Linked DNA regions of Homo sapiens: region 2 is linked to region 1. The links are chromatin loops, found by intact Hi-C in ENCODE. Cell type or tissue: B cell. All regions are shown on one strand.

What was found. Peaks named below come from ENCODE experiments on the same cell type or tissue, not always from the same donor. Only the 100,000 strongest peaks of a DNase experiment are listed, where the experiment ranks them.
Region 2: a loop joins it to region 1, with 5 times the contacts of the local background. A loop is called at or near these places in 21 of 110 quality-filtered maps.

Annotation. Positions count from the first base shown.
Region 1 is chr7:117,746,469-117,754,468 of GRCh38, forward strand. All of the region lies in intron 12 of CTTNBP2 (cortactin binding protein 2), which reads right to left. Among named protein-coding and RNA genes, the nearest start is that of CFTR-AS2, 100 kb to the left of the region's middle. In B cell, a CTCF peak has its summit at 4,307 (motif pointing right); no DNase peak of the experiment used is centred here.
Region 2 is chr7:118,192,378-118,200,377 of GRCh38, forward strand. It overlaps LSM8 (LSM8 homolog, U6 small nuclear RNA associated), which reads left to right. Exons shown (of 4, transcript NM_016200.5): 4 at 1-8,000. Among named protein-coding and RNA genes, the nearest start is that of LSM8, 12 kb to the left of the region's middle. RefSeq lists an enhancer at 3,651-3,710. In B cell, CTCF peaks have their summits at 2,437, 3,692 (motif pointing left) and 3,892; a DNase peak (open chromatin) is centred at 3,684; H3K27ac peaks cover 307 bases.

The DNA.
Region 1 (8,000 bases):
TATTTAGCTTGTTCGTGGTTAAAACAGTAATGCATTTCATTATGGAAATTTTGGTATATATAAAGAAGAATAAAAAATTACTGAGTGTCAGCACCCACAGTCACCGTAAATATTTTTGTTTCCTTCCAGTTTTTTCTTTGCATAGTGGCTGCGTGTGTGTGTGTATGTTTAAAAGATGGGTACATGAGTGTCATCTTTTTACAGCTGTTGTATATCAGATAATGTCTTTGTGTTGACTTCTTAGGTAAAAGATGTTTTGATGAGTATAAAACTCAGATCAACTTTATATATTATTCCATTCTGGAATTCAGTGTTTTAAAGAAATCTAGGTAGAGATGGATTACTTTCGCTTTGTCAAAAAGAAAATCTCCTGCCTGTATGCTTATATATATTTTTTAAACTTTATCCTCGTGTATAAGGATACCTCGCCTGAGAACATGGAGTTTCAGCATGCACTTGGATGGAAAGGCAATTATCATCTACACAGGGCAAAGGCAGCGATGTCTTGAGAAAAATATGGAGAGGAAAGTTAGCCTCCCACTTCTGTCATCCCAGGGCTGACACCCCTGCACCCTGCCCAGCACACATGCTTGGGAGAAGCTTTCTTAATGGAAAGCTGGTCTTGCAGCAAGGTCTTGCCGGAAAGGACTTGGACAGGTGAGGGTCCAACCTAACTGATACAGTTGATATTGCTCAAGTGAAGATTGAGCCACCCAGACTTAGAGAAGTTTTGAGTTTGTTCTCTCTATAATCTAGAACAGGACAATGTAAGAATGTGTGTGTGTATCTCTGTGTTGTCTCTCTCTTGTACTCTGATGAGGTTGTCCCTTTGAGATCACAGGAAAAGGCCCATCCTTTATGGTAGCTGGGATGGACTTCTGTGAAGATAGTAAAAATGCCCCAGTCCATCATTACAAGGAGGCAGATTGTGGGATATAAAAGGAAGGCTTGAAGAAAAGCTCTTAGCATAAGAGATGAACTAAACTTTTTCCTTACCCTAGGCCTTTAAGACTTGAGCTTTGGGCCGCACGTGGTGGCTCACGCCTTTAATCCCAGCACTTTGGGAGGCCAAGGTGGGCGGATCACTTGAGGTCAGGCGTTCAAGACTAGACTGGCAAATACGGTGAAACCCCATCTCCACTAAAAATACAAAAATTAGCCAGGTGTGGTGGTGGGTGCCTGTAATACCAGTTACTTGGGAGGTTGAGGCAGGAGAATCGCTTGAACCCGGGAGGTGGAGGTTGCAGTGAGCCAAGATCATGCCACTGCACCCCATCCTGGGCAACAGAGCGAAACCCTGTCTCAAGGTTAAAAAGAAAAAAGACATGAGGTTTGGCCTCTAAGGAGACTAAGGAAGGTTGGTGAGCACTTCTGGGAAGTGGAGGAAAGCCAGGCATGACCACCAGGATTCAGACCATGAGCTAAGAGGGCAGTGGTCCTTTAAGGGGCTCCTTGATGTTGGGCTTGGGACTGGGTTTTAGGCTCTGAAAGATATCATGTCTGGTAGCCTCCCGTAATATTCTCTGAGTTGGAATACTGTTCAATTATTAGTACACCTTCAATAAAAGGCTTACGGTGGAGGTGCAGGCAAGGACCAAACCTGGAGCAAGAACTTCCCCAGAGACACAGGAAAGACTACCCTAGAAAGTGCTGCTGAGGTTCTGCCTCTAAGCAGTAAGGCAATGGGGCCACAAGTCTGCAGGGATACATTATTATTAAATAATAATTATTGAAAAGTAATACGTTTTCATTTATACTTATGAGATGGGGAAGCCTGGGTGACGTACAGATTGTACTTTTCATTAAAAAATGCTGCCCAGATATGTCTAGTTATAGCCTCTTTCTCCTAATCTTAAATGGAACATGGTAAGTCCTTTTGATATGCATAGTCATAATTTTTTTGGATTAGGACATTTTTCTCCAATTTTTTGGTAATTTCTCCTCTTCTAGTTCTCTTTAACTATAATGAACACCTATAATGCTTAAGTTCTCTTTTTTCTGCGAGTATCTGTCATCTTATCTCATCATTATAGCTCTGTCTTCTTTTGCATTGAGAGAGCTCAAGTTAGTCTTGCACAACACGCAAAATATTCACGATCTCACTTCTGTTCTCTATAGTCAAGTGCAACTTTATGCCATTGCATTTTCAATTGTTCTTATAGTTCCTTACCTCATCCATCTCCTTTCTAACACTTTTCCTTGTAATCTAAGCCCAGACTCTACTATGACTTTCTTGCCCTGCTTTCATAGTCTACCACCTTGCATCCTGTAGACAACATAATTTTCCAAACTTTTTCTGTTTTTCCTAGTTGCTGTGGTCAAAATGTTTGTGTTGCTTCCCCTGGCTCCAATTCATATGTTGAAATTCTAACCCCCAAGGTGATTGTATTAGAAGTTGGGGTTGTTAGGAGGGATTAGTGCCCTTACAAATGAGGCTAAGGGGAACCCCTTGCCCCTTCCACCACTTGAGGATTGAATGAAAAGGTGCCATCTATGAACTAGGAAACAGGCCCTAACCAGACACTGAATCTGCTGGCCCCCTGATCTTGAACTTTCCACACCCTGGAACTGTGAGAAATACATTTCTGTTGTTTGTAAGCCACCCAGTCTACGATATTTTGTTTCAGCAGCCTGAATGGACTAAGACACTAGCAAATAATTTAAGGGTGTGTTCTTCCCTGAGTTTTCAGACTGAAAACTGTTCTGCAGTATTCTTCCAGAGGTATATGGTTAATTTGTTATTATTCGTTTATGTACTATGAAACCAGAGGAAGAATTTTGCAGGAAACCAGGATGTGTGGACCACCACTGGCTTCACTGGCTGTCCACAAATTGGGTGGCTGAATCTCCTTCTTGGGTCAGTGGGTGGATGAAAACTTGGTGTCTGCAGTTGCTGATTAAACTCCTGGGTCTAGCAATGGCTGCAATGGAATGAACTCCTACTGTCCAACACAGCAGACAATGTATGAAGATAAACCACAGTCCCAGGAAGCACCACAGCCCAGCAGCTCCTGTCTCCATCCCTGCTGAGTGCTTAAAGAGAATCCACCACCTGGGATGTAGCACAGTCTCACTAATCCCCACCAACTTTTTGTCCAGGTATTTCTAGGACCCGCAGTCTTCAGATGGATGTGGAAAGGACTCCTGGGAGTGGAGAAGAATATCATAGTGCTGCAAAAAGCAGAGACTATGCAGTAAAGGATAAATGCCCAATTTTCTAAGTGGTATAAATCTTTTTTTATTTTTTTTTTAATCACCAGGAAGATGGTAGAGGAAGGATGATAATATTTCCTACCTAATTTCAGGTAGGCCTCACATAAATGGGCCTAATACTCTATTAGTCTTAATGATAGTAGAAGATGCTTCCAGATTCTTGCCAAAGAGAGATTTCAGTTCTATTTTTCTGTGACTGAGGTTTTGTCAGTTTTCAAAAGTACTTCAGTGGGAAATTGTCTATTAGGTACGCAATTTGCTAGCCAGGTGCAATTTTAAACCGGAGCTCTTGAGCTTTCCAAATTAATCCCAAATCGCTATGATTTATTGGGTAGAATTTTTTTTCACAAGTAATGTATCATTTCATACCAGTGAAACAGGATACCAATTTTTAAGATTTACTGAAAATAAACAGGCTAAAGATTTTCAAGATTTACCCCAGAGATTTTCAACTAGCGTGGCTATTTAATCTTGTCTCACTTCTGAGAACAAGAGTGCTCTATTCATTATGGCCATCCTGTCAAACTGCCGACACTTTCTTAAGATTGATTTTGAAATCAAATAACATAAAGAGACCCAACTTCATAAAGAAGCTGTCTTTAGTTGCAACACTTCATTTGTTCTCAGACTGTAGGTTTTTAGGAAACACATGCAGGAAACATTCAATTTAAAATTTCATTGAAAAGGCCATTCACTAGATGTAAGCCCTTTGCATTTACATAGTCTAATGTCCCTCATGGGATAAAGCAGAAATATAAATAAATAACTGAATTAGGTAGGTAAAGAGAAAAACAAATGTATATACTTCCACATCATTCATACATTTTAATGCATGCATTTCATTCGTAGGTTTCTCTCCATTTCAGGTATTACCAATTTTTGGTAAATGGTATTCTGTTATCTCATCAAATGATATAGTCATGTTGGTTACCATTTAAATTCTGAACAACAACAAAAAAAAACCTTAATTACTGGGAACCTGTTACTCTATCAGAACCGGGTCGAACATGCAAAGCTTTGCTAAGACATTACATATTGTTTTGAAGTTATCATATTTCTCCAAGTAATCAAGATCTTGGGTATAATGAATATATATACTCCACGCTTCCAGCAGAGGGCTCTAAAGATAGATACGTAGGCAGATCTTTTGGGGAAAGTGGGATATAAATATTCTAATTGTATTGAAAGGAGATCTGTTCTTTGAAAAAGATCAAACACAACTTTTAAAATTACAGTCTTAATTGTAGTTACCAGAATTATCCCCTAAGTGCACATTTATAGTGTGACATTTCTGCTTATTGATAAAGGGACACTGGCCTCATTATCACAATTGGTACCAATCCCTTTTATTCTTGTGTCTTCACAGACTATTCAGGAAGCTCATCACATGTCAATTAGTGCTTTGTGAGCCAAACAGATTCTGGATTAAATGGAAACAAGTGACCTCAACAATAGACCATGCATCTCTATTTTTTTCCTCCACAATGCTTTCCTGCAGAATGGGGTTTACCAGAGGAGCTGTGATTTCCACTACTGTTGATGTGGCACCTGTAATGTGTTTGCAGAGCGGTGGCATTTTAAAGCAATAAATCCCAAGTTTTATTTGGAGTTTCACTTGTCACACATAGTGTGAGGAAAAGGAACTTCTGTCCAGAAACAGTTCTAGGCCAGCTTGTGCTGACTAAACAAAAACGAAAAATAAAAGGGCATTATGGAGCCAATAAAATTGGGACCGTTAAAATCACATGTTTTATAGCTACAAATTTCATTCCACCCATATCTGACACCTGATTTTAAATAACTAATTTACTTGTGACTTTAGAGCCACTGATGGCACAATTACGGTCTATTCATTAACATAAAATTTCCTCAAACAATATTGGTACATCCAGCATTTGGAATATAAAAAACTGGAATTCTTCACGGTAGAAAGCATTTTAATCATTTGTTGAGGTCCCTTTTAAAGAAGAGGTATAAGAGTAATAGGAATTTAAGAGAAATTACAGTTCACATACATAGCAGACTGGGTTACTAACTTCAAATATAGACAGGTCCCCATTTATTGATACAGACATAATAATTTGGGTATTACAGCTACTTCAAAAACATAAAACTATAAGATGGAACTTTTAGACATAACTGCTCCCTTGTCAGCCAGCCTCTGGAATTCATGAAGTTTTTCTGCTTTAGACCTTTTCTAGGCTGACATTTACTGCCCAGGATCCTCTTCCACTATTGCTGTGGAAGTCAAATGTTCCACTGGTAGCAGAGCTGCCTCTTCCTCATATCAGGCAACCAGCTGCTTCCCACTTTCACTAGGACCTCACCCAGGCTTGCTCCTCCCTTTCCTAAGAAAGATCAGACTAGAGCTGGCCCTCTGCTACCAGGGTTGTGGGATGTCTTAGACACATAACTATCACTTACAACCTTATTTTTATAGGAAAGTAGCAAACTTATTTTGGGAATGTACGGAGAATAACTAGGCTCTCCTAGTGATGATTCTCAGTGACTGGCATGGCACATATTGAAGTGAATGAAAAACAGGTAGAAGAAACTCAAGGATCCCATCCTGGACATTCAGAGTCTTAATTTTAAAGAAGCACTCAGATCAAGATGACCGAACTCCAGCATTTTTTCTAATATCATAATTACTCATAGTCACTGAATTATTAAAACACGAGGTTTCAAATAACCTAACAAAAATTGCAACTGGCTAAATGTTTAAGTTAATGCAAAAAATTCAACAATTACAATAAATTACTAGTGATTCAAAACTCAATTGGGTTGAATATTTCCCCTATTAAATCAAGGGTGGAGATTTAAAATGTACTTGTATTATTTTTAACAATAAAAGTATTTAAAAATAACATCATTTTAAAAAACAGAAACAGAAACAGAATCCTGATTTAAAGTCTTCACTACATGTGGTTTTCTGCATAAGGGTTTTAACACATGCATTTTATATAATATATTTGCATACATAGTAACAACTGGTACTGCAATGCTTAATCAATAGGCTAATAACCTAGGCTAATAAACTATGATTACATGCATGAGTAGGCAGAAAGGCTAGTTTCAACTCCTTGGGTCCCACTACTTAATTGCTGAAGACGCTGGGTAAATTACTTTGAGTCTTTGTTTATTTACCTGTAAAATCTAACTTGTATGGAGTATCTATCTCATAGAAAGATTAAATGAGATTATCCATATATTTAGAATAGAGGTTGGTGTATAATAAATGCTCAATAAAAGGTTAGCTATTCAAAAGCAACTGTCATCAGAGTGAACAGACAACCTACAGAACAGGAGAACATTTTTGCAATCTATCCATCTGACAAAGGTCTCATACCCAGAGTCTACAAGGAATTTAAACAAATTTACAAGAAAACAAACAAACCCATTAAAAAGTGGGCAAAGGACATGAGTAGACAATTCTCAAAAGGACATTCATGTGGCCAACACATGAAAAAAAGCTCAACATCACTGATCATTAGAGAAATGCAAATCAAAACCACAATGAGATACCATCTCACGCCAGTCAGAATGGTATTATTAAAAAGTCCAGAGACAACAGATGCTGGCAAGGTTGTGGAGAAAAAGGAACACTTTTACACTGTAGGTGGAAGTGTAAATTAATCCAACCACTGTGGAAGACAGTGTGGCGACTCCTCATTTCTTTCTAGAGGCAGAAATATCATTTGACCCAGCAATCCCATTACTGCGTATACACCCAAAGGAATATAAATCATTCTATTACAAAGATACATGCATACGTATGTTTGCTGCAAGACTACGGATGATAGCAATGACATGGAATCAATCTAAATGCCCATCAATTATAGACTGGATAAAGAAAATGTGGTACATATACACCATGGAATACTAAGCAATGATAAAAAGGAATGAGATCGTGTTCTTTGCAGGCACATGAATGGAGCTGGAAGCCATAATCCTCTGCAAACTAATGCAGGAACAGAAAACCAAACACTCCATGTTCTCACTTATAAGTGGGAGCTGAATGATGAGAACACATGAACACATGGTGGAGGGGGTGGAACAACATACACTGGGGCCTGTCACAGTGGGGGCTGGCGGGAGGGAGAGCATCAGGAAGAATATCTAATGGATGCTGGGCTTAATATCTAGATGATGGGATGATCTGTGTAGCAAACCACCATGGCACACATTTACTTATTTAATAAACTGCACATGTACCCCAGAACGTAAAATAAAAGTTGAAGGTAAACAAAGTCAATTACTACATTTGTATATCTACTGTACAGATTTCCAACAATTCAACACACATCAATGTGCCTGTAGTTATTTGTGGAACTGGGAAGCTATGCCATTCTCTGGCTCAAATTCCCTCAGTGGCTTCCTATCCACTTGGAGTAAAATTCAAAGTTTTTGCCATATTCCTGCATGATCTAGTTTCTGATCATTTCCCAGACTTCACTGTCAACCTAGACACATTTGTGTCTGCGGTTCCCTGTACCTCAAACACCCTCCACAAGGCGACTCTCTTCATTTCATTTGTTTTTCAGTCCAAATGTCATTACAGTAAGATCTTTCCTGATAACTCCATCTAAAAATAGTGCTTTCTGCCTCCCCGTCCACCCACTCTTTATCTCCTTGTCTGCTTTATTTTTCTTTACACTTGTGTTGGTGCTGGTCATCACATTACATGTGCATTTATTCATTTGATATTTTTTAAATCTGCCTTCTTTACCACTAGAAGGTAAACTGTATGAGGCCAGGCAATGTGTCTTATACATAGCTCTATCCTC
Region 2 (8,000 bases), 450 kb after region 1:
CCTGATGTTTAGGAAAATCACAGGAGGGTAAATCTTTGCTGGAGTTATCTGAATCATTGGCATTTATCCGATTCCACTGGTGGTAGTTTGCTAGTGCTTCTAAAAGTTGCTCCCTAGCACTGAGAGGTGTGGGTAGGTAAAAATGTGTTTGCTTGAGAAAAGCAAAAATGCTAACAAGGTTTTGATAGATTGGCCCAAAATTCTAACTTGAATATTAAGAATGACTAGGAATGGTAGAATTGACAGAGATGATTAGTAAAGTCTCTTGATGCCCAATTGGTTAGGTATGAAAGTAATATGAACACATTAATGTTGAATTTTACAGACAGTATATTTGAAAAAAATTGATTCCATGTAGTCTTCAATTTTTAATTTTTAAGAATTGGAGAATTTCTAATGTTAAAGTTAGTTTATAAATGTGAGTAAATAAACTCTAAGTTTGTATTGAAGTAGTGCTAGCTATTATTGTCAGCAATTTTCCATGATTCATTATCCATAAACCTGATTTCAGAAGACGTCAACTCAGTTTTTTAAATAATTGAAAGAAACAATGTAAGTAGTGTTTAGATATTCAGGCTAGTCCATAAAATTTCTGATCAACTCATGTATAGGCCCAAGTGTGTGTCTTTGTGATGAGAAGAACATAGAAAAATATTTACATCCTTGTAATTGAAACAAATTTAAATAGTTTATTTGTTTTGTTTTTATGAAAGTGCTTAAAAATAGTAGTTGGCAAGCTTTTTCTATGAAGATCCAGATAGTCTTTTAGGCTTTGAAGGCCATGTGGTCTGTCACAGCTACTCACCTCTGCTATTGTGGCCTACAAATAACCATAGATAATACATAAATGAATAGTGGCTGTCTTCCAGTAAAACTTCATTTATAAAAATGGAGGTGGGGGTTGGATTGGGCTTGAAGGCATAGTTGCTGACCCTTGGCTTAATACAAGTTCAATAAGAAAAAATGAACAATTTGTATAAATTCTGGAATAGATCCTTATAGAGAGTTTAGAGGTGGGTTTCATTCATATTTTAAAATATTTTAAACTTCATACTTATTAAACATAATAGCTTTTTGGGGGAGGAAAATATCTTCACTCAAATCAGCCTTATAAGGGGAGAAGCACTATTCTCTAGAATTATTTGGTTGATGTTAAGGGCTGTCTCTGGGAGAATTAGAGAAGTTAGCTAGTATTGGCTATTCATAAGTACTTGACTTGTAGTATAATGTTTTATAATCAATTTATTAATAAAATGATGGAAAGTGGGTAAGGCAAACAGGCAAATTTAGGGACTGTGAATGAAATATTGTAGTATATGGCATTTTGAATTGGTAAAGTAATTCCAAAAATTAAATAAGAATACACATTGTTCAGTTGCTAAGAAAAATGCATTCTAACAGTACAAATGAAGTCCAGAGTCAGATCTTTTCTCAAAATACTTGGCATATCAACACATTACACATAAACAAATAAAAACCAGTCCTGTCCCTCATGATAATGGGTTTCTAATGTGATGTATTCTTGCAATCTGAAACACCTTATAAAGCTGTATTTTCCTGATTGATGTTGGAAAAAGCATTCCCAAAATGTGAATTATTGTTTTTATGAATAGTTACAGAGGATGTGATGACAATATGCCAGATAATCTATGTAATTCTTTATTCCTGGATACAAGCACATGGTGGACTGTTTTCTCACAACCGATTAAAATTGGATTTATTTTTGCATGAGAATTGTAAGGGAGCCACAACCATGAGTAGTAACATAATTAATATACAGTGTCAATATTTTATATTTAATGAGACATTTATTCTATAATCAGTTCTTATTTATAAAGAGGCGCAAATCAATTTCAACCTGTAATTACCTCTGTGCTTTGTGACTCAGGCACAATCTAAACCCAGCTTAATGAATCAAAGAGATGTTTCTTGGCAAGATATTTTCATTAAAGTTATTTGGAAAGGGCAATTAACTGCAAAAGGGACTTTTTTTTTTTTAACTGACAAGATACTATCTAAACTAATAGTTTAAAATAACATTGCTTTTATGTCAAAGCACTTTGGTAACTTGGCCTCACATGCTGACAGTTTTGGCTAAATATTACAAATCTTGATCCCAGAAGAGCAAGAGAGAAAGTTTTACTAATATTTGCTTAAACATCCTGTTTAACAACTTTATAACATCCTTCGGAATTTTTAAGGTAATAATGTGAGATATAAGTATGATAAAAACAACTTTTAAATGGTATTTAATGCAAATACAGAATAACGATGTCAACATTTTCCTCAGCCGTGTAACCTGAGATTCATCATGGGAATGAGAAAGTAAAGGCCCTTTGTAATGGCATGTGAACCAGACAATTTAGTAGCCAGGGTTGTAAGGCAACTCTTAACTGACAATATAGTTAGTATATTCTGGGCCTTCATCTTCAAAATTAGTAGGTAGTATTTATTGAGTGCATATCATGTGCCAGGCCTGGTGCTGAGTGCTTACAATGATCATTTTATATATGGGAAAATTGAGGCTCAGCAGGGTCAAGTGACTTGTAAGAGGTAGCACTAGTAAGTAACAGTGCTCAAATTCAACTAGGTCTTTCAGCTTTTTATACAATACTGCCTGTTATCAGAAAGTATAGTCTTAAAATCTGCTATCAAGCATCTATCAGAAGCCTGATGAGAAATATTCAGATGATCTAACGCAGTTCCCAAACCTGCATTGTGGGCCGTTTTCATTACAATTACCTAAGGTGCTTTAAAAATTTTCTTGGGCCCTACTCGTTGTGGTTCAGCAGCTGTGTAATGGAGCAAAAAGGAATAGTCACTAAACAGCGAAGGAAAGTGGTGGAATTATTAAAAGACCTAGCACTTACCTGCTGGGATGAGTCTCTAACCCCACAGAATTGATTTCAAACACAGGATCTTATTCAAGATAAGGATAATAACAGCTATCTTCTTGGGTTGTAAAAAGTAGCATTAGACTGCATTTTAAACATTTGGTATGATTTTGAGGACATAACCGTAAACAGCTATTTAATACTATTCCAGGTAGTCAAAGGCCAATGTATAAAAGTTAAAAATATAGGTCTTGTCAGCTTTTTAAGCGTCTGTCCCACTGACTACCATATCTCTACAAGAGAATAGATGAGGAATTGAGGTTATGTGGGAAGTACGTGTAAGTTTACAGTATTAAGAAATGTACAATAAAATTTGTTTCTATGTCAGCGAATATTCTTGACTCAAGGAGTTTGAAAGTGTAAACTCAAAGGTCTTTCACATGTAAAGAGGAACCTCTCCATTCTGTACTTGTATAGTCATTACCTCATATAGATTTAATTTTATTAAATTAAATTTTACTTATTTTGGGTTTAAAAAAACTTGGGCTGTGAATCTCAGTTTTAAGTCATGGGCAAATTTGATAAAAATTCCTTTCTGTCTACATGTAATACTGAAAAAAATGTTGATAAGGTAAAGCTATCTCCATTTAGATTGATACCCATTAAATAGCATAGTGCTCCCATTAAACTAGCGACAAATTCATTTAATTGTGAGATATCTAGTACTTATGCTCCATCCTGTTTATAGGGATTATTGATGTGAGATTTGGTCAGATGCTTTGATGTGATCTTCATTCCTCTGTATAGTGGGAAACCATGAGACGTGCTTAGTCTTCATAAATCGATGCTGCCTCCTAGTGGCCATTGCTTTCTTTTCTACCTGTCCACAAACTTCAAAAAAATAGATTTTGGAATTTTGTCAGGGACACTTATCAAGCCATTAATACATGCCAGGCAGTATGCTCAAAGCTGTGGATAGGCCAGGGAACAGTATTCTTGTGCTTGTGAAGCTTCTATCTGTCTGTATCTACCTCAACCAAATCATCTTGACTCAGATTTACTGTCGAAGGTCGTGTTATTTCATCAGATTCTTTCAGTATTCTGGGATATAATTTATGGGTTCTGGATTCATTCAAAACAACTAGAAACAGTCTTTTTAAAATAAATATAATTCAAGTCAATTATTTTCCCCATCTATTTTTTTTCTTTTAAGATTGCTAAGTCTGTAGGTTGCATAATTCTAAGGATAAAGGCGAAATAGGACTTCACCAGGAGAATTTCTTTCATTAGTTAACAGTATGCCATCTCCTACTTACTGGCATCATCTGGGGAATGAAGGAGCTGAGAATTGTTCTTCCAGATACCTTTCCGACCTCTTCTTGGTTTTGGCATTAAGTTTTTTTTTAACTCAATTTTTGTGTTAGTTTTTTGTTATGCCTTTTCATTTCCTTCTTTTTTTAATGTTTCTTTTTTTTTAAGTCCTTTAATTTTTATTTATTTATTTATTTATTTATTTATTTATTTATTTATTTATTTTTGAGACACTTCTTGCTCTTTCGCCAGGCTGGAGTGCAGTGGTGCAATCTTGGCTCACTACAACCTCCGCATCCTGGGTTCAAGCGATTCCCCTGCCTTAGCCTCCCGAGTAGCTGGGACTACAGGCACGCGCCACCACACCTGGCTAATTTTTTTGTTTTAGTAGAGACGGGGTTTCACCATGTTGGCCAGGATGGTCTTGATCTCCTGACCTCGTGATCTGCCCACTTCGGCGTCCCAAAGTGCTGGAATTACAGGCATGAACCACCACGCCCAGCCTAAGTCCTTTTATTTTACAGAGTATTACTTGTTAGAAATGGCACAGATCAAGCATTGCTACAACTGGTATCAAATTCCCATCAATGTCCCTACAAGGATATGATACGCTTTCTCTCTTCTCTTTAGGGTAATGTTCAATTACACTGCATATATTTTGCTATTATGTAGGTTTTTTTTTTTTTTCCACATATACTGGCTTTACAAATGCCATATAATTAGTATGGTACCAAATTGTTATTACATTTGAAATACGTTAAAAAGAATCCAGGAGTCAGGGTGGGTGGGGAGACAACTCCAGGGACACAATACATTGTGTCTTGTATTAAAAACTAGTGTGTGTTGGGGTGGGGAACAGGCAGGAAACTAATATGTTTCTGTTTGATATATGAAAATATGCACAAGCTATCATGTTTCATCTCATATCAACAAAATGATTATAATAAATCATACTCTAGAAAACTCATTAACTGATACAAGTTGCCAGAAAATGCTGCACTATGGCTTATTTCACATTTTAAAATAAATGCCCTGAAAGTGATCACAATGATAGTTAAAAGTTAAATTTTTTATTTTAAAATTTAAATTTTTATTTTAAAAAATAGCTCTCTGAATCTGACTTGGATAAGCTTTATTTTAATTGTGATTCTGCTAATTACAGAGACACTTCAATTCACACTCATAGGAGGTATGATTTTTAAAAGGAAATTGTTGATTAGGGTCTTGGGCTAGTCCAGTGTAGCATGGCAGTGAAAGGCACAGACTCTGGAGTCATACTTAGTTTGCAGAGCTTAGCATATTAATCTTACCATGTCTTAGTTGCTATGAAAATGAGTACCTGCTTCCTTGTACTGTCAAGATTAAGATAAGCAGTTAGCACTCCCTAGAACATACTAATTTGTCAATATTAATGATAGCTAACAATTATCCTGATATTGAATGATGGACTCCAAATTATTTATTGTGGCCTAGGAAAAGTACTAAGAAGTAATTGATAGCATTCCCTGATAATTTTGGTGAAAAGAAAAACTATGAAAATTCTGGACAGGACTGGAAATTTATTGTAAATGAAAGTATGCTTCCCTGGTGCAAAGGTAATGTGATGTTTTTAATCACATATTTTAAAATTAAAAATTTGATCAAATTTTTAAAAGTAACACGAGGCAGAGAAAGTACAGAAAGGAGCAACCAGAGTCAAAGTGATTAAGTTATAAAAAGGTTAGATTTCTTTGGTGTGAAAAGATAAATGAGAAATGAGAATATGCCAGAGATCTGAAATGAAGAATGGATAAGAGCTTGCATATTTAATTTTGTATATTAAAACCAAATATTCTATGAAGATTGGAAGGATAATTTTAGGTCAAATGAAATTCTACATTAAAGAAAGAAGAATAAACCTTAACAACTCATTAGTAATCCTTCATTTCCTGAGTATTTACTGCATGACAGTAACAGAGATGACATGCCCGGTAAACTGGTGTTTGAAGGCAATATATAAAAGCTTCCCATGCATGGCAAAGATGCATTTTCCTCTATGCATAGCAATATGGGAGAGATTGGAGGAGAATCTTCATGGAAATGGATGACTTGTGCTTGACCCTAAGGATAGTAAGGATTTCCATAGATGGTTAGGAAAACTTCAAATTGGCAGACAGGAAGGCAAGAAGGAGTAAGATGTGGTTGAGTAATAAGGAGTAGACTGACCTCTCTGTACAGTAAAGGCTCAAATCCTTTTTATTGCAAAGAAAGGACCTGTCCTTCACCAGTTCCTGGAAGAAAATCTCTTGAGTCCTTGGGATGTCTTACCTGTTAAGAGTGCTTTTGTATGCCTGAGACCATAGGCCTTGCTGTTACAGTTTAAGCTCTGGGAAACGAGATTCAGGAGCTAAGGTCAGTTATGAGGGAACTGAATATTTATGTGACTGAACCCTCATAAAAACCCTGAACACCAAGGCTCAAGAGAGCTTATTAGCAATACTTTGCATGTGTTGGTAAACACCGTTGCTGAACTAGGTGCTGTCTGTGCAGCTCCACTGGGAGAGGACATCTTGAAGTTTGTGCCTGGTTTCTCCTGATTTTCACCCTGCACACCTTTTCCATTTACTGATTTTAATCTATATCCTCTCACTATAATCTGCAACTGGGAGCATAGCAGCTTTTCTGAGTCCTATGATTCCAAGTGTATCAATGAACCTCAGTATGATCTTGGGGACCCCCAACTCACTATCTAAATAAAATTTTCATTGAAAATTAGTGAGAAGGGAAGAGATGGCCTTCAATACTAGTGCAAAGTTAATACTTTATTCTTAGAGCAGCAAGTTGATTTTAGGGGATTAAAAATCTAAGACGTTTAAGGGAACATGAATTTGGATGCATTGAACAGAATTGGTAACCTGAAGGAGAAACTGGAGGCAAATTGTTTCAAGTTAGGAAGCTATTGCAGTAATTAAACTGAGCTGACACATTTTCATGTCAGATTTTCAGATATGATAAAGGCTGGAAGTACAGAGTTTCAAAAGATGTACATAAATTTATGGAAAGGAAATTTTGGAATGGTGATTCTAACCTTTAAGGTTGGTGCCATGGAAGGAAAACAAGTAACTTTGCAACAATCTGTTCAACAATGAGAGTTACCAAATGCCAGACACTGCTAAGTGCTGGGAACTTAGATGTAACCAAAGACTTAAAAGATACTAGTCTTTAAGACAGGCTTTGAGAAATTCAAGTGTAGGGTAAGGCCACCTCCCCAGCAAGTAAATACTGACATGGTGAAGATATGTATTGGGTGATATGAGAGCCCATAGGAGAGACATCTAAAGTTTAATAGCAACACTAGGCTGGACTGAGTGGTGAATACGTTGATATAGCAATTTAATAAATGTGTTATTGTCAATGTAGGCATTTTGCTCATAGCTTAGGGCAAGTGATAAAAAACAGAGCTTAACAAAGGACTGGATGTTTTAGTTTGACAGCAGTGTCTAAATTACAGATTAGAGAACTAATGACTAGCCATACCGAAGACATTTATCTGGAAATGCCTTCCCTAAGTGCCAACAGAGAATGAAAATATAGTCAATAGCTTTAAGTGACCCCATGCATCTTAATGCCTTTCAAGCAACATGTTTTTCTGACTTCCAAATATAAACAACCTAAGCATTGTGCAGTAGCCATGAGGGACTAGGTATCCAAGTGCACATTATATTGGCTTTGTAGAGCCATTGGAGGGAGTAATAGTTTCAGAGTCATGAAACAAATCATAAGTAGCTGCTCTGGTGCTCTCTAGAGGCAGAACTTGCTGAATTTGAAGACTATTAATGATGCAGCTCTCACTGGTACAAGTGAAAAACCTCTCAG